Linked DNA regions of Homo sapiens: all the other regions are linked to region 1. The links are chromatin loops, found by intact Hi-C in ENCODE. Cell type or tissue: ascending aorta. All regions are shown on one strand. Links, peaks and the distances in the headings refer to the core of each region. The heading gives the core; the rest is flanking DNA. Region 1 has its middle 13 kb from the start of LINC02432. Region 2 has its middle 89 kb from the start of LINC02276. Region 3 overlaps IL15 (interleukin 15).

The links. Peaks named below come from ENCODE experiments on the same cell type or tissue, not always from the same donor. Only the 100,000 strongest peaks of a DNase experiment are listed, where the experiment ranks them.
Region 2: it touches region 1 in a loop (2.6-fold over the local background); 2 of 110 quality-filtered maps call a loop at or near these places.
Region 3: a loop joins it to region 1, with 3 times the contacts of the local background. A loop is called at or near these places in 14 of 110 quality-filtered maps.

What each region holds. Positions count from the first base shown.
Region 1 is chr4:141,339,810-141,350,975 of GRCh38, forward strand. No RefSeq gene overlaps it. Among named protein-coding and RNA genes, the nearest start is that of LINC02432, 13 kb to the left of the region's middle. In ascending aorta, for the core only: a CTCF peak has its summit at 6,504; DNase peaks (open chromatin) are centred at 6,594 and 8,548; H3K27ac peaks cover 1,852 bases.
Region 2 is chr4:141,482,398-141,493,563 of GRCh38, forward strand. No RefSeq gene overlaps it. Among named protein-coding and RNA genes, the nearest start is that of LINC02276, 89 kb to the right of the region's middle. In ascending aorta, for the core only: no CTCF peak of the experiment used is centred there; a DNase peak (open chromatin) is centred at 4,364; H3K4me3 peaks cover 1,183 bases; H3K27ac peaks cover 775 bases.
Region 3 is chr4:141,647,937-141,659,102 of GRCh38, forward strand. IL15 (interleukin 15) reads left to right here. Exons shown (of 8, transcript NM_000585.5): 2 at 8,250-8,371. Among named protein-coding and RNA genes, the nearest start is that of IL15, 17 kb to the left of the region's middle. In ascending aorta, for the core only: a CTCF peak has its summit at 6,309 (motif pointing left); a DNase peak (open chromatin) is centred at 6,315; H3K27ac peaks cover 5,351 bases.

The DNA.
Region 1 (11,166 bases), core at 2,159-10,158:
GGTAACAGAAGTGTGATATTAGAGTGTGAACTGCTAACTACTTGTGACTTTAGTCAGATTTTTTTAAATTCTAGGGACTTTGCTTTTTCCTTGAACAAGATAAGAAATTTGGATTAAAGGTTCGGTTTGCAACCCTGAGTACACATTAAAATCAACTGGGAAATATCCAGAAAAATACAGTGCATCCCAGGATGACCATATTATTTACCACCCAATGTCCTTAAAGAATAAAGGGGCAGCTAAAAATAATAAACAGCCACCAATTGTTCTATAACAGGTTTCACATAGAACTTTCCCCCAGGGAAACTGGAATGTATTTTCTCCCTATGAATTCCTAGAAATTATGACTTAATTGGTCTGGAATGGGCTTCAAAAATCTCATCAGGTGATTCCAAAGAGCAGTTCACTTTTGAATCACTGGAACCTTCTGCCTCTTGAAGTTCTTTTCACTGCATCTGATAGGACCTTGCCTCTTTTGTACTGTGAAACCAGTAATTGACTACAAATTGGTATCTACATTTTGGGTATTTGTATTTTGTCCTCAGTTGGCATTATTCACTCCCTTTTTATTGAGTCTCCTTTCTATCCTTTTTCTTTCTTTCCTGTGCCTATACAGACCAGAGAAAGGCAGGAATAAGAATAAGAGGAAAACCCTGAGGCCCATTTTGCTTATTTTTATTTTATGAGAAACCCAATTCTAAATCAGTTTCTCTGGAACCATGACCTACCACAGAGAAAGTAGATTAAAAAATGATTGTGGCCTCTGGGAAGAACATGTTTACTTATTCCTGGATTCAGGTCATGTTAGCGAACAAGGATTAATGGCACATCCAATTAAGGTGAGCACTAGGGATTGCACGTGAAGCATTGCTCTGACAATTACTGGCCACAGCATCTCAGCATCTCAGCTTGCCCAGGGAAGGCACTGAACAGTCCATTCTTTCCAATGAGAGAAAACCACACTTGTTATTTAACTAGGACTCTATCTGGTAATGCAGAATTTTTTATTGCTCTTTATTAGCCTCTTGTAAGATACTACACAAATTTAAGAACTCTGAAAATTATGTGTCCGTCAGAGCATTTATTTATGCCATGTCTGTAATCTCCAAAGGGGTGCTCCTTAGTCATGCATGTGTCATGCCATGCGATTCTATGTATCCATTCAGATGTTATTGGATAAGGGTGGACAAGTGAACCAAAGGAAATCATTGACATAGCAGAAAAGGTGACAAGACAATGCAATTTCCTTTCTCTCGAACACGAACTGAGAGGGAAGGCAGTTAATGGGTGGAAGTGGAGCAAAATTTATAGGTTGTAAGGTAGGAAAGAGTGGAGAGACTATGAAGGGCCACTTGCAACCCAAAGATATGAACAATCAGAAACTACAAGAAAGCAGATGCAATGTTGTTGAAAGTGTGGTATATGAACATTAGTTTTGGTCTGTTAACTGTTAGTTACCAGTCTGCAATAAGCAAAGAAAAAGAGAAGAAGCTAAGCTTTTAGACTGCATAAAAGTTTAACATTGCTGTGACATCCAAATGCATGGTTTTGTGTTTTATAAAAGTACTGGCCTATGATGGATTGAGATGTGGGGGAAGGATGTTCCTTTACTGTATATAATTTGAGAAGCACTGGATTAGAAGATGATGGAGTAGTGGATCGTGGTATAAGAAGAAGGAACCACTTAGAGAAGTGCAGAGTCATATTAATGACTGAGTTTTAACGAAGATTTGTGAATGGCTGTTGCTGAAGCCCTTAGAACTGCCTTGATCCTCAAACCATCCCACCATCTTATCCTATTTTTCTTGGGGTCTAGTTCACGAACTTTTCTGTAATTTGAGTGAGTTTCTGTTCCTTGTAACTAAATAACCAAAGAATATAAATGGAAGAAAAAAAAGAAACATTTACAAAGTTGTGCTGGGGGTTCTAACTTACTGTACCATAGGATCGAGGAATGTCTTTACATATTTTTTGGGTATATTAGGTTGTCATATCATTTTAAATTAGAAGTGTGTGAAGGAAACATCAGAATGAAAAAACTACTAAAAAATAGGATAAAAAATTTGCCAATCATGTATGTGATAAGGGGTTAGTATCTAGACTATATAAGGAACTTTTACAACTCAACAACAACAAAACAAATAGCCTGACTTAAAAATAGGCAAAGGATATGAATAGACAATTCTCTAAAGAAGATATACAAATATTTAACAAGCATATGAAAAGATGCTCAACATCACTAACATAAGAGAAATGCAAACCAGGACCATAACAAGATATTACCTCACACCCGTTAAGATGGCCACTATCAAAAAAATAGAAAATAAAAAATGTTGCTGAGGATGCAGAGAAGTTGGAATCCTTGTGCCCTGTTGGTGGGTATGTAAAATAGAGAAGACATTATGGAAAGCAGTATAGAGGTTCTTTAAAACATTAAAAATAGAATTACCATAGATACAGCAACTATACTCTGGATATATATCCAAAAGAATTCAAAGCAAGAACTTGAAGAGATGTTTAAACAGCCATTTTACTTACATCACCATAGCCAAGAGATGGAAGTAACGCAAATGTTTATCAACAGATGAATGGATTAAAAAATGTAATATGTACATACAATGGAATGTTGTGCAGCCTTAAAAAGGAAGGAAATTCTAAAATATGTTATAAACAGTGATGAATCTCAAAGACATTGTGTGAAGCAAAATATACCAGTCACAAAAGGACAAATACTGTATGAATCTACTTACATGAGGTACATAAAGAAGTCAAGATCACAGAAGCAGAAAGTAGAAAGGTCATTGCAAAAGGCTTGGGAAGTGGGAGAGAAAATTAGTGTTAAGTGGATATAGGGTTTTAGTTTTGCAAGATAAAAAAGTTCTTGAGATCTGCTGCACAACATTGGGAATACACTTAATATTACTGAAGTGTACACTTAAAAATGGTTGAAATGGTAAGTTTTATATATATTTTTTACTGCAATAAAAGAAAGAGTCTGGGCATGGCAGTTCACATCTGTAATCCCACTTGAGGCCAGGAGTTTGAGAACAACCTAGGCAATATAGCAAAACTTCATCTATTTTAAAAATTAAGAAAGAATTAGCTGGGCATGGTTGCATGTGCTTGTCCTAGGCACTTGGGGGGCTTAGGTGGGAGGGTTGCTTGAGGCCAGGATATCAAGGTTGGAGTGAGCCCTGATGGGGGCCAGGCAGAGCAAGACCCTGTAAAAGAAACAGAAAGAAAGAAAGAAGGAAGGAAGGAAGGAAGGAAGGAAGGAAAGGAAGGAAGGTAGGAAGGAAAAATAAATGGGGGAAGAAAAGGAGGGAAAGAAAGGAAGAAAAGAAGGAAACTGGTGGCACAGTCATTCAGCTATTCAGGGCATATCATCAGTTTGTACTTGATCTTACCCTGAGACTGACCCCTGGAGCATCTGTGTTCCCTGGGAATATTGTAAAACTGAACAAAATATATAGCTAGGGATCCCAATCATTCTGCTGAGATTTTTTTTTCTTTGCTAGCCTTAGTAAAAAATTGAATGCTTGGGGGTCTAGGAGTTTTTCCCAGTCTGAGACACAGAGGTGGGAGACACTGAGGAGCTCCGAGGAGCTGTCATGAAGGCATCTGATACCACAGGGTTATTCGTCACTGTGTAGCAGGTCGGTCCCAACTGTGGGGAGCCCACACAGAAGGTAGGCAATGTGTTTGACCAATGGCATGGTGGGATGGTTTGGAATGGTTCAACATGGCAGAAAGGAGTGATTAAAAAGATAATCAAGAGAGATAGTAAACACAACATCTGAAGCAGAGGGAAGCCAGGATGCAGGTGGCATCTGAAATTACTGATTGATAAGGCAATTCCATACTTCTTCCCTTCTTTGAACTAAAAAATCTGGGATATTTATAGATACCTGAGAAGGAAGAAGGGCTGACATCCTGTTAATTTTTAGGCACTGCTCTCAATCTGTTGGATCCACAATGTTTTTTAATTCAAGAACCACCTGAGTTACCATTACAATTTGTTTTGGGGGACAATGAAATATGTAGACTCAGCCAGAAAGAAGGGGGTTAGGGGACTCTTAGCTGTGGGTATGTGGATAAAGTTAAGAAGGTGAACTGAGAAATCAAACAATTGAGAACGACAGATGCCAGACTCAAGAGCATGAATTTATCCTATAGGCCATGAGGAGCCAATGAAGATTGCCATGTAGTGTAATGACATAGGGGAAGAAAGATTATACAATATAGATTTAGATTTGATCCATGTGTGCAGGATGGCTTGGGGTTCATGCCAGAGGATCTGGCATAAAACCTTGTCTAACTAATGGGGGCCTTGATCATAGATGTGAAAGAAGAATGCTAAAGAGTAGATGTGAGGGACATGAAGAAAACAAATGTTAGTAAGATTGGGGACAGATTGGATGTCTAATTAGATGACTTACTCACTTTAATCTCTTGTATTAACTTTAATTGTTAGATACAACATATATTAAGCTACAATTCTATTAGTTAGTACGCAGAGTGAGTTAAATAGGCCATCACACATCTTTCAAGAGTTTCTAATTCAGAATAGGCAATCATAGTTTTAAAAAGCACACAAAACAAATTATGTAAGAAAATTAATGATTAGGAAGAGTCACCTTAAAATAGTGTACATTCTGAGTTACAATACATTTTAAAGGAAATGCAGTTTTATTGATTTCAAGTTTATATAGAACTAGGAGTTCTAGGTTAATATTAAGTAGAAGAAGTTCTGTTTTATTAACAGATAACATTTTAAAAATTAATATTAGTATTAATAGGTAAAATTTTTCAAAATAATTTTTAATCATAAAATTTGTCCTATCCATTTAAAAGTTTGGGATAAATTTGGTCAGAATTTAAGAAGTTCTTTAAAATATGTAATTATATTTGATACAAGTGTAAGATAATTTAGAAACCCAGAGAATAATATAAAATTCTGGGACTAGGATATTAACATTTCTAATGGTCTACCAAACCATCTGGGCAGCAATTCTAGAGGAGGAATTCAAGGAGTTGTTTCTGGAGTAGAAGAAGAAAAGTACTTGTAGGTTTGAGCCCGTGCCTCCTATATATTTGTTATGGACTGAAATGCAACCCCACAAAATTCATATGTTGAAGCCCTGACTCAGTATGTATTTGGAAATAGGGCTTTTAAGAGAGTAATTAAGATTAAATTAGATCATAGGTATGGGCACTAATCCAGTAGGATTGATGTCTTTATAAGAAGAGAGAGGGACACCAGAGCTCTCTCTCTTTCTGTGAGTGCACAGAGGAAAGGCCACCTGAGAGCATGGTGAAAATGTAGCCGTCTCAAAACAGACCAGTTCTGAACAAGATGTTAGTGGTCATTTTGGGATTTTCTCCTCATCTTTGCTAGTTGAAATCTTAGATGGTTGAATTTACATTATAGCTTCATGAATTAATTGAACTTACTTTAATTTAAAAGAATAGTGAAACTGGCTGGTTTTCAAAGCACCTCTGACCTCTAATATGTTCCTCTATCACGTGGACTTGTGTTGTCATAATTAAGATTTTACCACCCAGAATGGTGGGCAACACAGAGATCTGGAATATTTCTTCTTCCGTTTCTTTCTTTCTGTTTCTCTGTCTTGTATGATAGTGACGAGCATGTACTTATGAACTTAAAAGGCATAAGGAAAAATTAATATTCACAGAAGTAGTTGAAGTATACATGCCTTAAAAAATCTGTCATATGGTTTGCAATTGTTTCTTGTATTTATTTTTAAACTTTGCATTAAAGAAGCTGACATTCCTGTGGCCTTGGAACTAGACCCCAGCTTTCCAGGAAAAGTAATTTTTTATGGCAATTAGATGGCTTAGACCAAAGCTTTTAACAACTCAGAGTCTGTCGAACAAGAAGATATTATCTCAATTCCTTTGTTAGAAAAGAAGATTTAAATTTCATTATTACTTCTTATCCATTTGGGAAAATAATGCTTCTGGTAAAAATGCCATTATTGTGTATGTTAACATTTAAGATTTGCACATATAATTCTGTCATAACTCCTCTAAGCCTGATCAAGCCAAAAGATGAGTATTGGGAATTACTATTTAAAGAGGAATCAGTCAGAAAAATGCCTGAGTTACATTTATTCAGATTTTAATCAATTAATTGTTCATTTAATAACTTGCTTATTTATTTTTATTTACTAGGTACCTATATTATACGTAACACTATGGACAAATATAATAAAAATCAAAATGTGACACTACTAGAAATAGCTTACTCTAAGTCAATTTCCTTCCAATAATTTTAGGGCAAATAGATGAATTCTGATATTTTTTGTTAAAATAACTCTTCATTTAAAACTGTTGGTGATTCTAGCCTTCTCTTGAATCTTGTTAGAAAAGGCATATGATTGTGGCTTTGAATTTAATTTTACAAAGTGAGGTTTTCCAGCTTCATAATAAACTACAGACCTCATTTCCAAGGGAATCAGTCATAAAGGATGGAGAGTAAATATTAATGTTCCAGTTCCTAAAATGTCCTTTAGATGTCTCTGTTTCATATCTCATGTGGACCAATACAGCAGGCCACTGGGAAAGACATTGCCTGAAGCTGGCTTCCTGACAAGTTGAATTTGTCCTCAAAGGACAAACGAAGCTCTTTGAAAATAGAATTTGACAAAGTTAATGAAAGAAAAATGTAGATGATGGCATGCAAATATATCATTACTACTTCATAATATTTTTATAACCCAAAAAATCATCTATAAAGGGGAGATGTCCTTTTCTACTTAGCTTGCAGACAATTCTGTTGCATAATATAAATTTAACACTATTTGGTTTTGTAGTGCAATCTGTGTTTTTATTAAAGCATATTCATTCAAGCTGGTCTTGAAAGAATCTTGAATGAACAGTAGAATGAAAGCTAAGATGTGATATTGATAAAAGGGGACTTAAGTAAACATCTAAATAATGTGCATTGATAAACCTTAGCCTTTCTCCCTCTTAACATACAGAAAGTGAGTAGGTGTGGCTTAGGTCCAATGGGCAGTATATTAGGGGATTTCTCTATGGAGTAGTTGATTGGCTAAAGGGAAAAGATCTACATACTCTGAGATTTCTGGGTTTTAATCACCCTACAATGAGGCCCACCAATTCAAATGTTCTGCCACCCAGACAGAGCTACTGATTGGTTATAAATTTGAATAGGTAGACAGGGACCACTAGACATGTGAAGAAAGCATCTCATTTGAAAGTCAGAGCCAAGAGCAAGATGAAAGGAACTCAGAGGAAGTAAAGACAGTGTAGGAACAGAAGAAAAAAATGATAAGATAAATATCCTAGGGAATGCGGGAAATATATTTTACTTCTGAAGCAATAACAGGGAGCTATAAAAATAAAAGAATAAGAAATTCATAAGAAAAATATTTTCAGCAGAAGTAAAAAAATTTAATAGAAATACAAAAGATAAAGTGAAGACTCTTCCAGAAAATTAGAACAAAAAGAGAAAGACATAGCAGATAAGAAAGAAAATATTTTAAAAAAATCAGTCGACCAAATCAGGGTCAAAATGTTTAACTATTATGTTTTCAAGAAAGAGAATAAAAATCAGAGAGAGAGGGGAAAAAATCTTCAAGAAATAATGTAGGAAAACTTGTGAGTATTGAAAGCTTTGAATTTCTAGGTTGACAGCCATCTGAGTGCCCAAAAATGAATGATAGAAAATCTGCATCAACACATAACAACATGAAATTTCAGAACCGTGAGGATAAAAAGACAACCCTAAAAGTAGCCAGGTAGAAATAACAGGTCACATTCAAAAGATGGTACTCAAACAATGGAGAAGTCCCTTCAAACTTGTAAGGAGAAATGAATTACAACCCAGAATTACAAGCTCAGCCAAGCTATCAATCAACTGTGAATGTAGAATGATATTTTCCAATATGTGGGATCTCAAAAAATGTGCATTCTGTTCATATTTCTCAGAACACTATTATGTACTTCATCAGAAAGAGGACCAACAAAAAGAGGAAGCCTCTGCATCCAAGTAAAAGATGCTACATGACAGGAGAGGGATAAAGGGACTATCTAAACGATGGTGCAGGGAAGTCCCAGGATGACAATTGTGTAATGAATCTGAGAACAGTCAGTTCAGGTCAGAAAAATTAGCCCAGAGAACTTCAAGTAGTATGTTTCCAAACTAAACAGAACTGATACTACCCAGTGCTGCACATTTGATCGCTGAAAATTATACTTCCAACAAATCAAAGATAATCAAAATACTATTTTTGTCTTGCATCGTCCCTTTATAATTTTTCAGTGGTGGGATTTTTTTTTTACTATTTTTCTTATGAATAAATTTTCTAGAAGTCTACATAGCCAATGAGCTCACTCCTAGAAGCTATAGAGCCCTGGAGGCAGAAACAGACTAGCTGTTTACCAAGCCTGTTTCTTTTTCTTCTGTTGCACAAACATAGTGTTTCCCAGCTTCTCTTGCAGTTTTGCATGACCACGTAACTGAGTTCTGGACAATGCACATGTAAGAGGAAATGACATGGCACTTCAGGGCCATGGCTCATAACAAATCTTGATACAAGAGGCTTCTTGTTTTTTCTCCTATCAGATTCATGCAGAAATGAACCTAGTGGCTCCAAAAGCTGTATGTTAATGATGGTGGAACCCTAAGGTGGAAAGAGACTGGGTTTCTAAGTCACTGCTTGGCGCTTGCAGCATAGTCAACTGTGAATCAAGAACAGGCATGTCAGGTGGTAAAAAAGTATACTTCTATTGTCCTGCCATCACAGCACATCTAGCAAAACTGTCCTCTGGAGACCTGGAAGGCAAACCATGTTTCTAGTCAGCCTATGGCTTGGGAAAGGGTTTGGAAAGTCAGTCATGGGCTTTACCTTGTGTTTCCAGCAAAGTCTTACTAAAAAGGGATGAGCTTAAGAAAGACTTGGCTATTTTGAAAGCAGAAATGAAAGTGAAAAGAGAAAGACTGAAAATTTGGGCCCTTGAATTTGAGGCTTCAATCTTAGATATACTCTCAATATGTCAAATAGACTATCCAATTCCAGACCATAAATAAAACTGCATTTGGTTTAATATCCCATCTCAATGGCTCACCTGAAGTGGACCAGCTGCTTCCCGTGGAAGAGGGGCAGGTAATTTTTCTATCCTCTTGCCCACTTATATGCTACTTATAAGTTGTCATTGCTGTTGCCATGGGAATGGAGTCAGAGACTAGAAAGGCAAAGGATGCAGGGAAGTTTATGCTAGCTCTGATACTGTAAGATGGGCAGATGTCTGCAGGTGATTTTCCCTCTTTGGGTTGCTTTGGTGGCTCTGCAGGGTCACCCCCTGTGGGGCTCATCTGGCTGCAACAACTGCAGCTCTCTAGCCCAGTGCTCAGCCCCTGGGTTTAGGGAACCACTATCCACTCTCTATTTTGGTTAGAGGCTCATTACACTTCCAGAAAGTCCTTCTTGGACAGAGCTAAAGGTGGCCCCCAGCTAGCTCTCTCCTGAGGTCCTCATCTCCTCCACCAGAAATACTTTACTGCCCAAAGAGCTCACCAGTTGCCCCTCCTGCTCCAGTAAGCCTGTCAGATGCCAGTCTTACCCTCTCTCAAGCTCCAGGAGACTTATCTCAAACTCTCCAAATTGGCCAAGTGAAGCCCTTTTTGCAAAAGATAGCACTCCATTGCTCCCCTTGGAGAAGGTGAAACTCAGTCTAGCAACACATGTAAACACACACCCCTCTTAACAAATTGTTCTCATCTCCAATATTTGGACCCTTTTGTATTCTTCAGTGGGTTTGGAACTGCCCAACTGGTTCTCTGATAGCTCCTTTGAAAATCTACATTTTGGTTTGACAATTCTCTTTGGAATTTCATATATTATATATTGTGGTGAAAGCTGAAAATTCCAATTTAATGTTAATGAGGAAAAACTCACTGTTTCCTCTACTCTCAACACTTCACTTCTGACACCAAATGTGTGGGATATATTTTTCCCACAGCAATCAGTTCTCTCTGGATGCCACTTATGTGTCCTACAATTCAGTTACGGTACTATCTACCTTGCAGTTAGTGCAGACCCCATAGGTTGAAGGCTCAGTCCCACAAGACTGGGCCCCCACCCCAACCCCTCCACTTCAGATGCCAGTGGCATGGCTTGGATATCCACATTACCCATAACATTTGTCCAACTTGGCTACAAATGGAAGGTTTACACGACTTTCTCCTGAGGTTTGATATTTTGCCCTGATGGCTCACAAAACTCAGGGAAACACTCACTTATGTTCACTGCTTTATAACAAAGGATATGATGAAAGATGCAGATGAACAGCCAGGTGAAGGCGAGGTCCTGAGCACAGGAGCCTCTGTCCCCATGATGCCAGGGTGTGCCACCCTCCTGTCCTGTGGATGTATTTACCAACCTGGAAGCTCTCCAAGCCCTGCCTTCTAGGGATTTTTTATAGAGGTTTCATCATGTAGGCATGACCAATTATTAACCCAGTCTCCAGCTCACAGTTTGAATTATGGCTTGGTGTTTCTGGAAAACAGCCCTCATGTTGACGTTATCCAGCAGTCCGCCAAGTGTTGCCTTATTAGAATAAAGGCACTCTTATTACCCAGGAAATTCCAAGGGATTTAGGAGATCTGTGGCAGGAACAGGAGGCAGAAACCAAATGTATATTTTTTATTATGTCACAACATCCTGTTACACTGTATCAGAAAAAGTATTATACCTCTCTTGGAAGACTGAGGGAGATAATTAGTAATAGGCACAAAGAAATCAATTATATAATAAGACTATTGAAAATTAAGCAATTTAAAATTCCACATAAACTGAAAAGTTGTATAAGAAAGGAAATTGCCTTCTTTCCCTTGCACCCCCTGCTGTACTACTACAAGCTACTCCTTGACTCATCATTCAGGGAATGTGAGTAAAGGGGATGGGCCTCCTTACCCCTAAATATTCTTAGCAAATTAATGTGGAGGTGACAGACTCAAAAGGTGGCTTTTCTCCTACCAGGTTGCCCATCCCAAAATAATAAAAGTAGCTAAATAAAATGCATTTCTTTTTGTAATTTGGTGTCATTGTCCTTAAAAAAGTGAGGCATGGTTACTGAACTCTTTGCCCATCCCATTTCTAAAATTGAAAACCTCAATTT
Region 2 (11,166 bases), core at 1,159-9,158, 140 kb after region 1:
CTAACGCTATCCCCTAGGGTAGGGAGTGAAGATGATAGAGGAAGCATCCCTATTCACTGGCAGATGGTAGGGGAAGGGGAGATAGTTCTAATTCCATGCTCTTAATTTAATTTGAAATGTCTATACAATGTATACAGATTATCCCTTTTTAAATATATGTAAAATACACAGCAATATTTTTAGAGCGTAGTCCTTTTTATGTGGGTGACTTCATATTGTCTTCATTTCTGACTTCCCCTCTCTTCAAGGCTCTTTGCAGGATGCCACTGAAAAGCTCTGAAGACATGACATGTTTTAGAAATTATCATGATAATTATTAAGGTAATTAAACTGAGTTATTTCCATTATTCAGTTGTATGTACCATACCCTTCTAAGACTAATTTATCATTATTTGGCATCCAATTACACAATATAAAAGGAAGAGAAGCTTCCAGTCAATTAAGCAAACAAGTTCTATGTGTAATTTTTTATGACACCTTTTTCTGACTGTGATTACAAAATTACGGTGCAAGGAAGCTCAAATTTAATCAGCATAAATCAAAAACTTTCTTAGAAGCGTGAGAGAAGAATGATCATATCTAGTTATGTTATTTTTTAAAAGGGATTTGTTCAATTTAACATATTGATTGTATATGTGTTTTTAATAATCATCACCATTATTTTCATTATTGATGGTCTATAAATGAGAGATTGAAACAGGATTAGAATGACTGGGCCAGTGGCCAGTTTAAAACTCAGACAACTAAATTTTGGAAGAACTTTACCAAATGCAGAACACAAATATTGTGTGCCTAACATGAAATGTTTTGTTAGGTGCTTCTTCTCATCTAAACTGAAGTGCCTTAGTGATTACACATAGGAGTTAAATGACATAGTAAGAACACAGGTTAAGGGACAGATCAGTTATAAATTTATACAAATGAACTTTCTTACTACCTTGTATGTTTTGTATATTTATTGTCAAAGCCTGGTAAATATCCTGTTCCATATTATGTCCAATCAGTTCATCTGAAACCCATCCAGTTTCTGTGACGGTTGGCTCTCCTTGATGACTCTCAATTCCCACATTTGCTTTGGATCCACTGCAAGGGCCACATACATGTTTGTTTGTCTCGGTCAGTTTTTTGCAACATTTTTACTGAGTGTGATGGCACGATCAGCAGAGTGTTTAGATACTGGCCGAGATTTCTTGGCCTGTGATTATGGCATTATTTCAGTATATCTTGGTAGGGCCTATTTTCATCAAGATTTACCCTCATGGTGAGAAGTGAAGCCAGCTGGACTTCTTGGGTTGAGTGGGGACTTGGAGAACTTTTCTGTCTAGCTAGAGGATTGTAAATGCACCAATCAGCACTCTGTGTCTAGCTGAAGGATTGTAAATGCACCAATCAGCACTCTATAAAAACACACCAATCAACACTCTGTAAAATGGACCAATCAGCAGTCTGTAAAATGGACCAGTCAGTGCTCTGTAAAATGGACCAATCAGCAGGATGTGGGCAGGGCCAAATAAGGGAATAAATGCTGGCTGCCTGAGCCAGCAGTGGCAACCCTCTGCAGTCCCCTTCCCCACTGTGGAAGCTTTATTCTTTCAGTCTTGACAATAAATCTTGCTGCAGCTCATTCTTTGGGTCTGCACTACCATTTTTTTTTTTTTTTTTTTTTGAGACGGAGTCTTGCTCTGTCACCCAGGCTCGAGTGCAGTGGCCTGATCTCTGCTCACTGCAAGCTCCACCTCCTGGGTTCACACCATTCTCCTGCCTCAGCCTCCCGAGTAGCTGGGACTACAGGCACCCACCAGCACAAGGGGCTAATTTTTTGTATTTTTAGTAGAGACGGGGTTTCACCATGTTAGCCAGGATGGTCTTTATCTCCTGACCTCATGATCTACCTGCCTCGGCCTCCCAAAGTGCTAGGAGGGTCCGCACTACCTTTATGAGCTGTAACACTCACCACGAGGGTCTGTGGCTTCATTCCTGAAGTCAGCAAGACCACAAACCCACTGGGAGGAACAAACAACTCCAGACACGCCACTTTAAGAGCTGTAACACTCACTGCGAAGTTCTGTGGCTTCACTCCTGAAGTCAGCGAGACTACAAACCCACCGGAAGGAACAACCAGCTCCGGATGCGCGCCACCTTTAAGAGCTATAACACTCAACTGTGAAGGTCTGTGGCTTCACTGTTGAAGTCAGCAAGACCACGAACCCACCGGAAGGAAGAAACTCTGGACACATCTGAACATCTGAAGGAACAAACTCTGGACACACCATGTTTAGGAACTGTAACACTCACTGCGAGGGTCCATAGCTTCATTCTTAAAGTCACCGAGACCAAGAACCCACCGAAAGGAACCAAATTCGGACCCAATGGTACTATGTTAATTCTTCTACCAGTCAACAATTAAGAGCAACTGTCTTGCTTGTAGCCTCAGCAACATATTTTTGTCCCTCGGTTAAATGAAGAACAGCCAAAAAGATAAACACTATAATTAACTGCAAAAAGGGTTCTCTATATGTTCAAATTGTTTTCTAGGTATATTATATTAATTAAATGTGTTACGAAGCAAGTTTTCCTTCAACAGACATATAAAATAAGGACTGTGGCAATAGCTTGCTTTGCTGTATCCAAAGTTACATGTGGTTTTATCTACATTGTTTTAGAGTAATATTTTATGCAGTTTGTAGAGACTTTTTAGCCTGATTACTCCCATACCTTATGTCTCTTTCAGATATTTCTTGAAGTAACTACAGTAAAACCATATATATTTTTAAGGACTAGGTCATATAGGTTGCTTCTAGATTTGCTGAAGATATAATATTTAAAATTTATTATAAAACAAAAATAGGTGCTCTTTATTATTGCATTTCCACCTTCTTTTTTTTTTTTTAGACGGGTTTTGCTCTGTCACCTAGGCTGGAGTGCAGTGGCATGATCTCGGCTCACTGCAACCTCCACCTTTGGGCTCAAACAATCCTCCCACTTTAGCCTCTCGAGTAGCTGAAACTACAGATGTACCACCATCTCCAACTAATTTTTTGCAATTTTTTTTTTTTATAGAGACAAGGTTTCTTCATGCTGCCCAGGGCCTGGTCTTGCCTTGGTCTATCAACATGCTAGGATTATAGGCATGAGCCGCTCTGCCTGGCATTTCCACCTTCTTTATGCAGTACTATAGTCTTTTCATGTATAAGTTTTAAGAGCTAACTTAAGGTAATACATATAATATTTTGAAATATGTAGCTAAAACTAGTGTTTAAACACATAACAGTATTACAAGTTCTATTGAAGAGTTAAACAAACTTAAATGATCATGATGAAATCATAATGGGATATCATAGCAGAGTTAGTAATTACCTTATTTGGCCCTTAATATTCTGGCTTGCACTGAATTTTTTTCCAAGTAGAAATTCTCCAGCTAAAAAGAACCTGCGATATCACTTATTCTAAAACTCCAGTTTTACACAGGATGATACTGAGATCCAGATGGATTCATCAAGTTATTCAAGATCACCTTGCTGGTCAGGAGTAGACTTAGAAACAAAACTGGCTCTGGTTAATAGAGCCCATGGACTGCGGGGTCAGCCAATCTCGATTTGATTTCTGATTTGTGACAAATGACCTAGAATTACTTCATTTCTTCATCCATAAAATGGGGATAAATGACCTACCATATAGGGCATTGTGCAGACTGATTTAATGAGGTGTATCAGTAAGTGACCAGTAGATTGCCCGGACGTCCAGCAAGCCTGACTTCCCTTCCAAGGCTCTTTGCAGGATGCAACTGAGAAACAAATATTTCTCTGTTTTTTTTTTCCCACTTCCCGTGGTTGTTAATCCTTTGTAAGATGTGATTTTAAGCTATTACAGGTTTCTGTAAGCAACAGGACTTTAAGAATTTGATCTTTAGGAAGCAATTGTAAATCATACTTTTACCATCTGTGTTAACTTGGATTTATCATTTCCAAGCTCTGAAATATAACCTTGTACTGATTATCAAGAGCTAGCTTGTGAAGCTTAATTTTAGATTTGGCATTCAAGTTTGAGTTATCTGAGGTAATAATATATTCCTCACAGCATAGCTTAAAAGTCCTGACCACTGTTTTTCATTCTTCGGCTGTGAATTATGCTAAGGTCCAGGAGTCACCAAGATGAAGCAAACAGAAGATTTTCTAAGTGCCATGGTTGCAGTTTTTAAGTCAATTGAGATTTTTCAGATGAGTGGAAAGTGAAAATTATTTCTTTCAAAACAGCTGGTAAGATGGGCATGGGATTTAGCAAGGCTCTGCTAGATTTAAGAGCCTTAGTATCCAGGAAAAGGAACGTTTTATTAAATAACAGACAAACTTTAAGGAGCATTGGCTGTGTGCCAGGCACTCTGCTAGAGAAAACCAACTTCTCAGCGGATTAAGCTATATGACTAAAGTCCTACACCAAGTATGAGTACTAAGGTAAGATTTTAAAAAATGAACATGTGACTCATAAGCCAATGCTCGTTTCTCTTTACAAGTCAAATTTCTGAATCAAACCTTGTTGTGGATCCTTTTACTAATACAAGCTCTACACTCAATCCAAAATTTCTAGGCTCTGCCAAGCATGGTGGTTCAGTCTGTAATCCCAGCACTTTGGGAGGCCGAGGCGGGCAGATCACCCGAGGTTAGGAGTTTAAGAACGACCTGGCCAACATGGCGAAACCTCGTCTCTACTAAAAATACAAAAAAATTAGCTGAGCATGGGGGTGTGTGCCTGTAATCCCAGCTACTTGGGATGCTGAGGCAAAAGAATCACTTGAACCAGGGTGGCGCAGATTGCAGTGAGCCGAAATCGCGGCACTGCGATCCAGCCTGGGTGATAGAGTGGGACTGTCTCAAAAAAAAACCAAAAACAAACAAAAACCAAAAACAAACAAAAAGTTCTAGGCTCAGAACTGAGAAGTCATTGTGTAGTTTGCACTAAAATGATAATATGTGTTTTGGCGGTTTGCTTGCAATCTTTGGCATTGCTTGGTGTGTGGCTGCCTCACTTCGGTCTCTGCCTTCATATTTCCATGTGTTCTCCCTATGTCTCTTCACATTGTCTTCCCTCTGTGCATGTCTGTGTCTATTCCCATAACATTCTTTTTCATAAGGATACCATTTAGGTTAGATTAGGGGCCCACCTTATTCCAGCGTGATTCATCTTAATTACATTTACAATGACTGTACCCCAAATAAAGTCACATTCTGAGGTACGGGGGATTAGAACTTCAACATTTCTCTTTATAGGAGTCACAACTCGACCTGTAACAAGGTCTAAAAAGCCAAAGTGAAATTACTTAATGAATTCAGGTCAGGATAAAAAGAAAACACTCGATCGTTTAGAACAAAAGAACAGCATGCTTGCCTGGATAACTGGAACGACGTGAGTATGGGTGATCAATTTGGGTGATGCCTGGCAAGTAAAAAAAAGATGGAGCAAACAAAAGGAAATTGAATAAAGAAAGGGAGAGGAGGTCAGAAAGAGAAAGGGGACCAGGAGAAAGATCACATAAACCCCTCATTTGCAGACCGTCTGAAATTCTCCTTGTTCTTTTTTTTTTTTTGAGACGGAGTCTCGCTCTGTCGCCCAGGCTGGACTGCAGTGGCGCAATCTCGGCTCACTGCAAGCTCCGCCTCCCGGGTTCACGCCATTCTCCTGCCTCAGCCTCCCCAGTAGCTGGGACTACAGGCGCCCGCCACCGCGCCCGGCTAATTTTTTGTATTTTTAGTAGAGACGGGGTTTCACCTTGTTAGCCAGGATGGTCTCGATCTCCTGACCTCATGATCCACCCGCCTCGGCCTCCCAAAGTGCTGGGATTACAGGCGTGAGCCACCGTGCCCGGCCTCCTTGTTCTAATTGTGGATCTGCACTGAGCTTGACTACACAGCTCTAATCTATTGCACTGTCTTTCCAATTATAGCTAGTTTATGAGTTTAATAATTACTCACATCTTATGTCCACCCACTGAAGAGAAATGTGTCTTTAGAGTCCTTTTAAAATTGGATGCTTCTGCTGCTTTAAACCTACAGGAGCTTTTAATTTGGACCATTTGTTTCCTAGTAACGAGAATCGGTTTTGTGTTCTTACGTAAAACCCGTAGCCAAAAGTAACAATGTGCACACCCCTGATGTGAATTAGCTCAGTAGGACATTATAGGGCACAGGATAGCTGGGTGCTGGGATGTTATTGTTTCTACAACCTTGGAAATTAGAGATGAAACATCCCTATTCAGTCATCCAATACATCTTTCTGCCAAAACCAAATTAACTTTAGTACTTTTCTTTCCAGGACTTTGTATAGTTCATGTTTTAAAGCATCAAGGTCATACAATCTCTGGGAAATCTGGTCTATCAATGTACTTTATGGTGATGCAGTTAAAGAACAGGTTCATTATGGCTCATCAAGGACCAGTGTACCAATGTATGAGAATGAGAACAATATAAATTAATCACTTTTTTACTGTATTTTGTGTTGAATTTTGTTTACCGTTTTTAAAAAATATATATTACCTCAGTTCTTGCTACATCCTGTGAGATAGGCAAAGCTGTTGTTTTTATGTCTCCTTAACAAAAAAATAAATTGAGGATCATATGTGGTGAGGATAAGACTAAAACTCATGTCATCTGTTCATTTTTTCATCTGTTGCTTTTACCATTTACCTCATTGCCTCGGCACAGTATGAAGTATTCCCAGTTTCCCATTTTCATTCTTGAATGCTAAATAGTTGCTTTGAATAAAAATTACATAAAATTATATTAAAGAAAGTAAAATGGTTTGGCTCTGTGTCACCACCCAAATCTCATCTTGAATTATAATCCCCACATGACGAAGGAGGGACCTGGTGGGAGGTGATTGAATCGTGGAGGTAGTTTTCCCCATGCTGTTCTCATGATAGTAAGGGAGTTCTCATGAGAGCTGATGGTTTTAAATGTGGTACTTCCTCGCTTTTGCTCTCCATCTTTCTCCTGCTGCCATGTAAGACGTACCCTGCTTCCCCTTCACTTTCTGCCATGATTGTACCTTTCCTGAGGCCTCCCAGCCATGGAGAACTGAGTCAATTAAACGTCTTTTGTTTATAAATTACTCAATCTCAGGTGGCATTCTTCATAGCAGTGTAAAAATGGGATAATACAGAAACTAATTAAACAAAGTCATGAAATGTAAGAAAGACAGATCTAGCTATGATGATGAAGAGAGGAAATCATGAAAGTCATTCTAAAATGAAAGGATTACTTAACATATTTACAGGGCATACTTAGAAGGATTGCTTAAGCAATTTTATTAGAGCTGAAAGACATATGTTCCAGAGAAAACTATATCGAAGATGGAGTGAAAGATTAAAAGCACTGTTGATCACTGAGATTCCAGCCACGAGCCTTCTTTTCTAATCAGGCTCTTTTCCTTTATTCACTCCAGTAGTTATCACATTACACTTATTTCCATGGTGAGGAAGAGTAGAGAACAAAGTATTTCCTGTTTACACAAAAATAATTTGTTAATTACTAGTTCTGAGACACTTTAAAGGAAAATGAAAAAATACTGTAAAAGGCAGTCTAATGACTAAATCTAATTTAAACAAATGAAGATATTGAACATTCAGCTTTTAAAGGGCTTAGATATGGTAAAGTCAGTTTGAGTTCAGTCAATTCTCAAATTCAGGAAATTTAACAATCAGTTCTCAATACACCAAAATGTCTTATCACTTCATTTCATAATTTGAGAGATGGTAAATTCAGTGTTATTGCTAAGTGGCTAAGTAGAAAATATTTTAAAGATGTTAGAAACAACATAAGAAAAAAATCTAAGTCAATCACAACCACAAAATGCTCAAAATATCTGCCTTTCTTAGAGGGTAACATACAGCCACTTCTTTCTTTAATGGGGCAAGTGTAATTCAGCCACTATTTTATTCATTTATAATGTAGATATCAGTCTTTGTTTGAAAATCTTTCAGAGGATTGCTTTATTTCTTGCTGCCATCAGTAGATTATCATGTGTAAAACAATTAAATGTTTTTAAGCTCCTTGGTAGGTGATGAATTCCACTTGTCTCTTACTTTCTTTTTGAGGACTGGGATGGTGTTCTGGATCAATTACATCTGTTCCTATAAAGGAGTAGGGCTATTCAATCATATGTATCATTGATTTTCCAAACAATAAAGAATCTCAAAGCTTATCAATGTATCCATTCATGTATTTATTTACTTGTTTATTTAGATGACCAATATTTATTCAACATCAGATCCTGGGCCGGCTGTTTATTTTTTATTTTTTATTTTTTTGGAGACAAGGTCTCACTCTATCACACAGGCTAGGAATTAAAATGAGTTAGGGAGGAGTCCCTCTCTTTCTATTGTTAGGAATAGTTTCAGAAGGAATGGGATCAGCTCCTCTTTGTACCTCTGGTAGAATTCAGCTGTGAATCCATCTGGTCCTGGGCTTTTTTTGGTTGGTAGGCTATTAATTACTGCTTCAATTTCAGAACTTGTTATTAGTCTATTCAGGGGTTCGACTTCTTCCTGAGTTAGTCTTGGGAGGGTGTATGTGTCCAGAAATTTGTCCATTTCTTCTGGATTTTCTAGTTTATTTGCATAGAGGTGTTTATAGTATTTTCTGATGGTAGTTTGTATTTCTGTGGGATCAGTGGTGATATCCCCTTTATCATTTTTTATTGTGTCTATTTGATTCTTCTCTATTTTATTCTTTATTAGTCTGGCTATCAGTCTATTTTGTTAATCTTTTCAAAAAACCAGCTCCTGGATTCACTGATTTTTTGAAGGTTTTTTTTGTGTCTCTTTCTCCTTCAATTCTGCTCTGATCTTAGTTATTTCTTGTCTTCTGCTAGCTTTTAAATTTGTTTGTTCTTGCTTCTCTAATTATTTTAATTGTGATGTTAGGGTGTCGATTTTAGATCTTTCCAGCTTTCTGATGTGGGCATTTTGTGCTGTAAATTTCCCTCTTAACACTGCTTTAGCTGTGTCCCAAAGATTCTGGTACATTGTGTCTTTGTTCTCATTGGTTTTCAAGAACTTCTTTATTTCTGCCTTAATTTTGTTATTTACCCAGTAGTAATTCAGGAGCAGCTTGTTCATTTTCCAGCTAGTTGTGTGGTTTTGAGTGAGTTTCTTAATCCTGAGTTCTAATTTGATTGCACTGTGGTCTGAGAGACTGTTTGTTATGATTTCCTTTTTTTTGCATTTGCTGAGGAGTGTTTTCCTTGCAATTATGTGGTTGATTTTAGATTAAGTGCTATGTGGTACTGAGGAGAATGTGTATTCTGTTTATTTGGGGTGGAGAATTCTGTAGATGTCTATTAGGTTCGCTTTGTCCGGAGCTGAGTTCAAGTCCTGAATATCCTTGCTAATTTTCTGTCTCAATCTGTCTAATATTGACAGTGGGGTGTTTAGTCTCCCACTATTATTGTGTGGGAGTCTAAGTCTCTTTATAGGTCTCTAAGAACTTGCTTCCTGGCATTTGCTGTGAAGTGAAATATAAATATTTTTGCTGTGAAGTACAGTTTATTAAATAGGCAAATAAATAAACTTATCCTTTGCCAAAGAGTGAAGCACCATTGCTACTTTTCAAGGATGTTCTGTATACAAACATCCAGAATGTTAGTCCAGAGCAAAGGCAATCAATGTATCTGCTCCCAAGATGTGCAGAAACATAAGCAGCCCATGGAGAATGGCTTCCCAACATTTCCTGCTTTTCAGAAAACATACTTACTTGACCGTTCCTCTTCTGTATACTTAAATTCTCCTCTGAACCAGATGTTTTCCATAAATATTTATAAATTCTTGAATATCAACCTTCTTGAAAAGAAAAAAAGCAGAGTCACCATCTCCTCTCGAATTTCCATCTTCCTCTAGCCACGGTCGTACTTTCTTCTTCACAACCCTACTTCTTAAGCAAATTCTATGCTTGGCTCTCCGATTACAATCTGTTTGCTCTTTTGAAATTATAGACTGTAACGAGTACTGAAGAAGTACACAAATTACATATGTACAGTTTAATAAGCACCTGTGACCTCTACACAGGTCTAGAGACAGGACAGCACTGATACCTCCATGATCCAGTCATTCCTGTTCCAGATATGTAACTTAGAATACAGAAACTTGGACACATGTATCAGAATGTTTATAGCATCATTATTTAATCATAAAGAAGTGAAAATACCATCTGCAAAAGAATGGGCATATGCGTTGTACTCTCTTATAATTCTCCCTGTCGAAACTCATTCTCTCTTTCAATCAGTATCCAGTATCCTTACTTACATGGTAATAATATTGTTACTATTCCCTAAATACTACCAATATATTTTAGCCTTTCCTGGTTTTTGAATTTTATGAAAATAAAGTCATACTTTATATTTTTTGTGTCTTCTTTTTTCACTGAATATAATGTTTATGGAATTTATCTTAATTCCTGGGTCTAGCTGAGTTTTACAGCTACAGTTTCTTTTTATTCTGGATAGTGTTTTATTGTATGTGTCTTCTACAATTTATTTATCAATTCTTTTTTAGATGATTGCTTACAATTCTGTAATATTAAGCAAGGTTTTTATAAACATTCTTATAAATGTGTCTACAATATATACAGTAGGCATACCTAGAAGTGGAATTGATGCATTATTGCAGGGTCTGTGTATCTTTAATGATAATAGATCATGGCAACTATTTTCCAAAGTGATTATTTCAATCCTCATACCTACCAGTAGAGTATAAGGTTTCTGATTTTATCACATTGTATTTTATTGAAATGTAAACATTTATGTAAAACAGATGCTTAATAGTACTTGCCATGGACCAGGCAATATTCTGAGAACATTGATTTAAACTTTATAATATAATTAAAGTTAGTTATTACTGCTATCCCCACATTCCAGATAAAGAAATTGAGACACAAAGGTGAAGTGACTTGCTCCAGGCCGTACTTTGGCAGAGTCCAGCTCACGAGATTAGGTTCCTAACCATTCTGCTATGAATCCCCTCTTCTCTACCTCATGTTTATTATGTTCATACTTTAACATTTTTGCCAACTTAGTAAGTATGTAATGATATCTAATGGTGATTTTAATTTGCATTTTCCTCAATATTAATGAGGTTGTGGAGTTGTTTTTCCATATCTTTACTGGGCATTTGGATATTCT
Region 3 (11,166 bases), core at 1,567-9,566, 310 kb after region 1:
AGAAGAATTGTGATGGTGGAGTTGGAAGGGCTGAAGTTTGAGAAACACTGCATTCTTATGTGTCTAACACCTTGTCTGGCACATAGTAGAGCTATAATAATGTTATTCTTGTTGTCAATGATCCAACATATATTCCTGAGGGGTCAAGTTAGATCAGGTTCTGAGAAAAGGAGTTTGACCATATTTGACTCATAGTATATTACTGGTGATCACATGGCTTTTGGGAAACTATTCACAGCATATTTCCTATTATCAGGGTCAGGAAGGGAAATAGAATTTTCTGGGGATGTACTTTGGGCCAGGTTACAAATAGAATCTTTAACTTCCTTATTAGGAGTATGAGTTTTAGAGAACTGAAAACAAATACGTTTGTTTAATATTTTGTGCCAGTTTTATTATAGAGGGGATAATTTTATAAATTTGCAAAGTAAATGCTTCAGTAAATGAAAGGAAATTAAAACAAGGCACATCTTATTCTCTAAATTCCTTCAAACAGAAATCCTTTCATTTTCTTTATTTTATTTGCCGAGTATTTTGAGAAGTTATTTCAGTAGGACAAAAAAGATGAGAGAAATTGTGTGAAAATAATAGTATTGCGGAAGTTTAATTTATTTAGTGTCTCTTCTCCTGAGGGTTTAAGAGAAGAAATATGGTTTCTTCTCTTGTTATGCTGTTAAAAAAATTTGCAGTTACCTCAAATATCAGATTAAAATCTGTATTTGGTATCTTTAGATTCTACTCCTGAAAAGCAAGATCCTTGTAAAGAACCTCTAAAACTGGAAAGATGTGATTATGCTGATGGCTTATTTGACTTGATATTGAGGCATTCATCTTCTAAACCTTGGCCTTTCTTAAGTCAAACCATATTACTCTGAGCCGCTGCAACTTATAAAGCATGGCTTCCAGGCTAAGGTGTTTAAACCAAAGAGGCTAACAGCACACCAAAAGTTCTAAACAATAGTGGATATTTATTGATCACTTTCTCTGTACATGGCTCCCTGCCAAGTGCTGTGAAGGATAAAAAGACGCAGCACATTTGATTCTCTTTAGGAACTTATTGTCTCGTGGAACAATTATTGTTTGCATGTAAACAGCTGAGTGTCCAGGATACTGAACTACTCTCTGCCCCTAAACACAACACACTTCCTTTCATAGCCAAATATTTTGACATGTTTCTCTCATTGGAATGCACTACTTCATCCAGTATCTCTTCCGTGCCCCCTTCTCCTGACTCGCCTGGTCCAGAAATCTCAGTCTGATAATGCCTTCTCTGGGAATATTGTCCTAAATGTCCAAAGTTGGGTTAGGTGTCTTTCATTCTTAACTTCATTCCATAAATATTTCAATAGTTAACATTTATTTTCACCCATAGTCCCAAGTACGTTAACATATGTAGCATTCTCAAACTCATGAGATACTTTCCTTCCCACTTTTCAGATAAGTAAACTGAAGCACCAGGAAGTGTGGTGACTGGTGCAGGGACTACCAGTAGGAAGTGGTGGAACTGGAGCTTGAACTCAGGTTTCTCTCTCAAGCATGCACACTTCCTATAGAGGGTGCTACCTTGCTGGTGCAATTAATAAGAATTATAAAGATTAAAAGAGAGGAGGTGAAATTTTCATTATTTATAGATGAAAGCCATACAAATTAACAAGCTACTAAAACAAATGGGAGAGCTCAGAAAAGTTGCCAGACCAAAGATTTTTAAAAATCAATAACATTTTTCAATAGTAAATAAAGCATTAGCTAACATAACACAACAGTAAAACAAACCAGCAACACAACCTTCCCCAGTAGGAGCACGCTTGCTGCAATTAAATATGGTTTATTTGAGGATTGTCTGGATGGCTCAACATCAGAAAATCTATCAAAATAATCTTAAGGATATAGGAAAAGTTAGTGTCAAGTTCTGAGAAGAATAAAAATAGATTGGATTTTCCAAAACTGACTAAAGTATATCTATGAAAAATCTATAGTAAACAACAAATTTAATACAGGGCTCAGAAAAACATTTTTTGTTTTACATTTTGGGAGACGATGAGGATGCCAGTGTTGGCACAACTATTCAGTAAAGTGATGAAGACAAAAATAATAATCACCATTCATTTGTATTGAGTGTTTACCTATGTGCCAAGCAGTATAAAAGCAAAAGTGGTGGATTAGCCATTGGTGCAAGGAGATGGTGAAACTCCCATCTTCCTACTCCTCCAAGGTAGAGGTGATAATTGAACTACAGTGAGCCAGGATGAAATGGAGTTGTCACAGAAAATTGTAACTAGGATGCTTAATTTATTGTTCTGACCCAGAATGTAGCTATTTGGACATAATGGAATGGAGCAAATTACAATATAGTAGAATTTGGGTGGTACCAATGATGGTGTAGGATAGTTAGATCTAAGCTGTGAGATGAAAAAATCCCTCAATGTCTACTAGTAACTGCGCTTTAGATATAGTCAATACATATGGAGGTGCAAGCCCCAAACATACTGTTATCATGGATTTTATGGATGAAGCAGAGCCCTTTTGAAATTGAAGTTAATATGGAGAAGCAGCACAATGCATAGCATATGCTTTGTGCTATGGTAACTGAATGAACTTCTGGTGAAGAATTAAAGGAGGGATCCAAAACACATTGCTAAATTTCAATTTAACCTCTTTATGTAAAATTGAACAATACATTTAATTTCTCTGCACTTATTATTCTCTTCTTGAAAATTAAGATAATTAGACCAGAGAAAATCCCTTTGGTGTTGAATCTGGTGGTTCAGGAAACCAACATAACATGGATGGATTCTATCATATGCTGAGATTTTCAACCTGTCATCTTTATAGATGTTACTTAGGCACTGGAAGGGACTTTAGACACCTCCAGTCTAATCTCCGTATTTTAAAGACAAGGTAACTGACACTTAAAGACATAAAGTACCTTGCTAGTGTCACATAGCTGTTTAAAGGCAGAATCAAGCCTAGGGTCCAAGTCTCTAGACCCCAGTCCATTCCATGGTTCTGGTAAGATTAGGAAAGCTCCACATTTCATCAAGAAGTTCTCAATCTCAATTTTACATGAACTATAGTTTTGGAAATTGTAATATGTTAATGATGAATAGATGGGAATGATGGTAGTCTGTATGGAGTATAATAAAAGAATAGATGAACACTTCCACCATTATTTACACAACACATCCAAAGAGATTCCACAGTGTGCGTGTGTGTATATATACACACCATATATATATATACACACACACCATCTATATATATACATATATATAAACACATATATATACACATACACAATGAAATACTATTCAGCCATAAAAATATTAAAATCACGTCTTTTGCAGCAACATGACGGAATTGGAGGCCATTATCTCAAGTGAAACAAATCAAAACAGAAAGTCAAATGTGGTATATTGTCACTTAGAAGTGGGGGCTAAGTGATGTGTACACATGGACATAGAATGTGGAATAATAGTCATTGGAGAATCCAAAAGGTTTGGAGGATGGAAAGAGGTTGAGGGATGAGAGATTACTTAATTGTACAATGTACATTATTCTGGTGATGGTTACACTAATAGCCCAGACTTTACCTCTATGCAGTATAGCCATGTAACAAAACTGCCTTTGTATGCCTTACATTTTATTTTTTTAAATGAATGTTGTGGTCCCACCACATGGACCACATTTAATGTTAGTTTCCTAGAAGTATGTTTTATAACTGAATAGAGATAATTTTCTATATTGTATTCCAACCCGGATGATATACATATATATTCGGTAAGATTTTTCAATTTTCTTTGTTCTCACTCCGTATTTATCAAAAATTAATTTTATGAATAATTTGGTCATGTAAGTTAATAATGCAGGCTTAGTTACTCAGGGATTGCTCTGGAGCAAGAAAAAAGTTACTCACTTCTACCTTCTGTACCCCTTCATCTTTCACTCTGCCACTGCCAATAAAACCCTCCAAAGAAATCCGACATCTTAGACTACAAAAAATGCAGCCATCTTGGGAAACCTGTAGCAAGTACACCCAGCAGAAAGGGTCAAAATCTTAAAGATTGTGACAAATCTGTAATCCCACAGAAGGGATGAGGCATGCCAAGTGTTTGATGTCTACAAAAACCATTTTCCTTAGACAAAAGCTGAAAGGCATAGGAGAAGTAATATAAAGCAGAAAAAATGAAAAGCAAAAATTATAAAGAAGACAAGAATGGCAATCTATTTATAATAATAGTTTTGATAACAACCATTTAGATAAGAATAGTTAATGAGGCCAGTGAAAGAGGAGATAAAGTACTAAAACGGACTATTCTCCTATTGTGAGGACAGGATCTCTGTTAGCTCTGTCTCAGATAATTTGTACAGCCCAAGTGGAGAAGGAAGAACCAGCAGTGCTATAAAAGATAAGTTCTGCTGTCCAATCTAGGGAGAAAAAAGCAACCACATTGACCACATTAGAGCTCAGGAGTCCAAACACTGCTAGTTGCCAAATAAACTTTATTAATAGAGACGACCTCCCCCTTAGCAGTTTTATAAGCACTATTGCTTTTTTATATAGACTTGAGAAGGTTAGTTTACTTGTCAGAAAGTAGGCCAGAAAGCAATGTTTTAGAAACAAGACGTTTGGGACTGCTACAGAGATCCAATGCTCAGGCTAAATCACGTGATACATTTCATGTGAAGCTAAGTATTTGGAACAAGAGATGCCAGAGGTCTAATCAGCAAGAATAATAAACAATTAGAAGAATGGCAGCCAAGCCTAGAGAAACTGTCTGGAGAAAGAGTACTGGAGGATTTGTGGTCTAATGTGCATTTGTGCTTAGTAAAAGATTAGCTGTTCCTAGATTTTTAAATTTAATTTTAAGTGTTATTCCTGAGGATTATGGTAATCGCATCTCTTTGCTTCTATAAGGGATTGGTGAGAAGCAGTAGCAATATTTGAATCCAGTTATTTGTGAGTGGGAGATGTACTATATCATTAGGTGTCATTTTCACCGAATACGTTATTATCAGCAGGTAATAAGAAATGTGCATCATTACAAATTCTCATCTGGTATTTTGTGCTCAAACAGACAAGGTATGTCTTCTGTGGCAGCACTGAGTGATCACATAGAGACTGGTGTCAAAAAATGGCTCTTATAAATTACAGGATACATTTTAATAGTTAAACAATTATCTAAAGAGGCACCACTGGAAAATTGTTTAGTAACAATTGGCTGATTTTTATGATGAAGGATAATTCAATTAAAAAAATTATTTACAGCCTCCTTTGGTTCAGAAACTGTGCCATGCTTTGGGCATTCTAAATGAATTTTGTCTTCCAGGAGTTCATCTTCTAAGCAGCTTTATGGAGAATGTCATAGTTTTTTCCCAAATTTTCTTCATATATGATTAGACAAAATATTTAAATCTGTGCTACATAATATTTTGTGGTATTTTGATTTTAATTTTATGAGTGGATAATACATTACCATGGTTTAAACTTCAAAAGTTTCAAAGCGCTTTCCAATTCCCTTCTATAGATGCAACCAGTGCTATCATTTTCTAGTGTATGTCCTTGCAAATGTTTTGTGCAGACACACAAAAATGCACGTATATATTTAACCATCCCCCTTTCTGAAAACAAATACACACTGTCGAGTTACCTTTTTCTTTTTACTTTAAAAATACACCTTGGATATATGTTCATGCTAATATTAAAAAAAACTTCCCATTCTTTTCTATGGATGTATAATATTACATTGCATGCATGTATTATAATTTACTTAAGCAGTACCCTACTGATGGACATTTAGGTTTTTTCCATTCTTTTGCTATTACAGGAAATATTCACATGAGTAATTTCAACACTGATATTCTAAAGTGAGCTAGAGTGACTGCATTCCTGTTTCCCAGCCCATATTCCATAGAACACAAGTCTCATGAGATGTTCAATATCCAAAAGGGTTCTATAGTTAAATAACTTTGATTAACTCTGGGTATTTGTTGATGTTTATAGTGCATACTGTCAAATTAAAAGAAATCTTGCAATAATCTGCTTCGATGTAATCCAAGTGTTTCCTGACCTCACATTTTCTCAAGGAATGGAATACACTATTGTTTTAGGTCAGGTTCTTGGGAAGCAGACTGAGATGGAAATATACATGCGAGAGGCTTACTGGGGCATGTTCTAAGGAACAACACCTGATGGAAGTAAGGGCAGATCAAAACAGGGTGGGCAGAGGGAGAAGTTGGACTGTGATGCAGTTGGAACAGTGGCCTCACTGGATCCAACAGGGAGCCCTCTAGAGGCAGGATGGCCCTTTGGGGATGTTACAGCTCTGGAAGGGAAGCAGGCCAGATTCCTGGAAGGGAAGCAGGCCAGATTCCTGGAAGGGAGAGCTTTCTTCCATTGAAAGCATTTATCAGGAGGGGCTCAGCTATGAGCTGTCAGCTGGAACAATGAATTTCATTGTTCACTACAACTCTGTATAGAATCTTCAAATTTTTAAAGGAAATGCTTATCAGTTCCTAGAGTGTCTTGCTGGTCAGAGCAAGTCACTTGGTCTCCAGGGACTCAGTTTCTTGCTGTATGAAATATGGATGCTGAGCTGAAAGTTCTTTAGAGTTTATAACATTCTTTGCATCTATTTCCATTTCAGTATGTGCTAATTGAATTCCAAGGTCAGACATAAGTTTTCCCCAAGACATACTTGGCCATATAGAGGCCTATGATGTGGATAGATAAGCTCTAACTTTTTAATATTTCTGCTGTGCAGTTATGGAAAAAAAGTGCATTGTTATAATGCTTTCAAGTATGTGTTACTTAACTTGGGGCAGACTCTTGGGGCGAAGGTGCATAAGAGCTGAATTAGAGCTTTTTATTAAAATATAAAAATATATTTTTAAAATATTTTGGTTACCTCTTGTTGGGTGTTTGCTGGAGAAGCTAGCTTGCTATCTTCCTAGGAACATTGGCCCATATTGATAAAATTGAAGAAATATACTGGCATAGGGTGTAAAAGAGAGAGGAGCATAACTGGCTTTAAAGCACATTCTTAGGAGCTCTTATTTATTCTCCTTTTAGAAGCTCAGGAAGCAAACAGGTATAGACAAACAGCTATAGCAATTTCTCAGGGACCTTCCATTTGGGAATCAGATGGGTCTAAATGCCCATCCTATGTCATTTATGGTACTTGTGAATTTCATTCTCATGCTCCTGCAGGATTCATCAATTGTGGTTGTTATTGATGGAAGCTTGTTTCCTGGTAGGAGTGGGGAAAGGGCTCAGGGAATGGGCCTCTCTTAAGTGTGCCTGGTAGAGTTAATGAAGGTTCATAAAGAGGATGGAAAACATATCCAAGAAAAAGAAAATGTTCTTTAAGATAAGGAAATGGGAAGTGAAATCAAATTTAAGGCGGTATTATACAAACATGATGCAGAGAAAAAAGCAAAAAGAAAAAAAAAAACAATTCTAAGATTGGTGGCTGTATGGGTGTAAGATCAACTTTTAAACTGAATGTAAGTTTTTCTAAAAAACCTTAATCTTTTTCTTCAACACAAAGCTTCATGCGGATTCTTGGATCATACTGAAATTTGATTAAGATGTTTCTTAATTTATTTTATAAAATAAAAGTTATACTACTTTACTTTTTTAAATGGCATAATAAGTTGGATTACCCTTATAAAAAAACATAGAAGTTACACTGTTTTTAGGTTTTCTAATTAAATAATCTGTTGCCATATTTATACCCCCGAATCACATATACCTTAAAATATTATACTATATTATGATGTTGTGTTTTACTACTTCGTATTTGAGTGGAGACTTTGCCACTTCACTTTTAGAATAAACGTTTACAACTTATTTTCAACACCTTCTTCAGACTTGGTCAATAACTTAATATCAAACACACAAATACACTTGACATCATGTGTGCTTTGTGATATTTTGTGATAAAGAGAAAGACAATTTACTAGAGAGCTATATGAAGCATTATAGGTTTTAAAAAATGATATATGATTTTTTTCTCCAAAATGATGTAGCTTTAGTCAGCAAGGACATGAGTTAAATTATGGGGAACTCTGAGGATTGTAGAAAAGATTTCCCCAAGAAGTTCAGTCTTGACTTATGCAGTTTTCTCCATATGAGTCTTCCTGTTTTTTTATAGCATGATCAGGTATGTAGGTAACCATAAATCTGAGGAAGGGAGGATTACTCAATACATAATTATTAATCCTCTTATCCGTACCTTTGACTCTTACAGAATCCATTCCAATATATGGCCATGTGGCTCTTTGGAGCAATGTTCCATCATGTTCCATGCTGCTGACGTCACATGGAGCACAGAAATCAATGTTAGCAGATAGCCAGCCCATACAAGATCGTGTAAGTAAAGTTTTAAAAGTTTTATCATGCAATACAGATACTTTTATATAATAGCATAACTAATAATAAGGAAAATGTGGCAAAACAGGTGAAGTTATATATACTCACAGCTTTTAAAATGAGCATCTTGGTTTAAAAAATATACCCTTTGTTATTGCATGCTTAAAGCATATATTTGAAGGCACAGAATATTGCACATAATTTTTTTTCTGAAAAGAGCCACTTAGTAAATATTATAGGCTTTGAGAGTCAAATGCTCACTGTCACAATGAGTCAACTCTGCCCTATTACCTGAAAGAAGCAATAATCGTGTAGGTGTATGGCTATGTCCCACCAGAAGTATTTACAAAAACAGGCGGCTGATGAGGGTTGGCCTCTGGGTCATAGTTTGATAGTTTGTCAATTCTAGGCATATAAAATGACAGAATTGTGCATATCACTTTCTGTATATTACTGGGTTAATTTTGAAAGAACTTGCGTGCTTAAAATTAAATAATAAGTGTAATCAAACTATCTAATTTTTGAATGAGTTTATGTAAGGATATTAGAAGATAATGTAGATTAGATTTTTTAAATGACTGAGTCTTTTAAGGAGTATTTTAGAAAAATGTAAGGTCAAGTTCAGTCTCGATAACTAAACAAAATATAGTAAGGTATAACTTGATGATGGAGATATGTTCTAAGAAATGCATTGTTACACAATTCTGTTGTGGGAACATCCTAGGCTGCACTGACACAAACTGAGATGGTATAGCCTATACATGCCTAGTCTATATGGTATAGCCAGTTGGTTCTAAGCTACAAACCTGTACAGCATGTTACTGTACTGAATACTGTAGGCAATTGTAACACAATGATAAGTATTTGTGTATCTAAACACAGAAAAGATACAGTAAAAATATAATATAAAAGATAAAAAATTATATCCTGCATAGGCCCCTTAAGATGGATAAATTTTACAATACTGGAAGCTGCTCTGGTTGATTCAATGAGTGAGTGGTGGGGGAATGTGAAAGCCTAGGACATTACTTCACACTACTGTAAACTGTATAAACACTGTACACTTAGGTCCTACAAAATTTATTAAAATATTTTTCTTCTTTTAATAATAAATTAACTTTAGATTATTATAATTTTTTAAAGTTAAGAAACAAACATTTTCTTTAACTTTTTGACTTTTGTAATAACACAACTTAAAGCACAAACATATTATACAGCTGTACAAAAATGTTTCTCTTTACATCCTTATTCTGTAAGCTTTTTTTCTGTTTTTAAAAATTTTTAATTTTTACTTTTTAAATTTTTTTATTAAAAACTAAGACATAAACTCACACATTAGCCTAGGTCTACACAGAGTCAGGATCATCAACATCACTGTCTTTCTCCTCCACGTCCTATCTCACTGGAAGGTCTCCAGGGGCAGTAACACACATGGAGCTGTTATCTCCTATGATGTCAATGCCCTCTTCTGGAATATCTCTGAAAGGTACTACCTGAGGCTGTTTTACAGTTAACTTTTAAGAAAATATAAGTAAAAGGAGTACACCATACAATAATGATAAAAAGTATAGTATAATAAATACATAAACCAGCAACATAGTTATAATCAAGTATTATGTACTGCATATAATTTTATGTTATACTTTTATATGACTGGCAGCACAGTAAGTGTGTTTCCACCAGCATCACCATAAATTGAACAATGCACTGTGTTACGACATTATGACGTCGATGTGGTTTGGATTTGTGTCTCCATTGTTGGAGGAGGGGGCCTGGTGGGAGGTAATCAGATCATGGGGCAAACTTCCCCCTTGCTGTTCTCATGATAGTGAGTTCTCACGAGATTTGGTTGTTTAAAAGTGTGTAGCACCTCCCCCTGCTCTCTTTTCCTCCTGCTCTGGCCATGTAACACATGCCTGCTTCCACTTCATCTTCTGCCATGATTTTGTTTCCTGAGGCCTCCCCAGTCATGCTTCCTGTATAACCTGCAGAACTGTGAGTCAATTAAACATTTTTTTCTTTATAAATTACCCAGTCTCAGGTAGTTTTTTATAGCAGTGCGAGAATGGACTAATACAGACATCTTTGTCACCAGCTGCTAGGAATTTTCAGCTCCACTATAATCTTATGGGACCACCTCATTGTATATGCAGTATGTCATTGACTGAAACTTCATTATGGGGCGTGTGACTTTAAAGCCACAGAAATAAATCCAAGCATCTGGCTTCTTACTGGTAAAGTGAATATATACATTTCATTTTCACTTTCAGTTATAATTTCTAATTAACACTCTCAGATAGAATTCTGTAGCATGTATACTAGATCAAGATAAACAGTAGAATAAGTAAAGGACTTTAAGGAAATTGAAACATTTTATAAGAACTCCAAGAGGAAAAAGGCAGTTTATTTTTCCATCATTTTTAGTATGAGAAAATAAAATAAATATAAATTCAAAGAAAAAACACGGAAATCATGCTCTTTGACAGTCATTATTTATAAACTGAAACTTACCCCTTAACTTCATAAACTTCCTAGAAATTATTGTTTCTTGGAATTTTTTTTTTTTTTTTGAGACAGAGTCTTGCTGTGTTGCCCAGGCTGGAGTGCAGTGGTGCGATCTCGGCTCACTGCAAGCTCCGCCTCCCGGGTTCAAGCCATTCTCCTGCCTCAGCCTCCTGAGTAGCTGGGACTACAGGCGCCTGCCACCGCGCCTGGCTAATTTTTTTTGTATTTTTAGTAGAGACGGGGTTTCACCATGGTCTCGATCTCCTGACCTTGTGATCCACCTGCCTCGG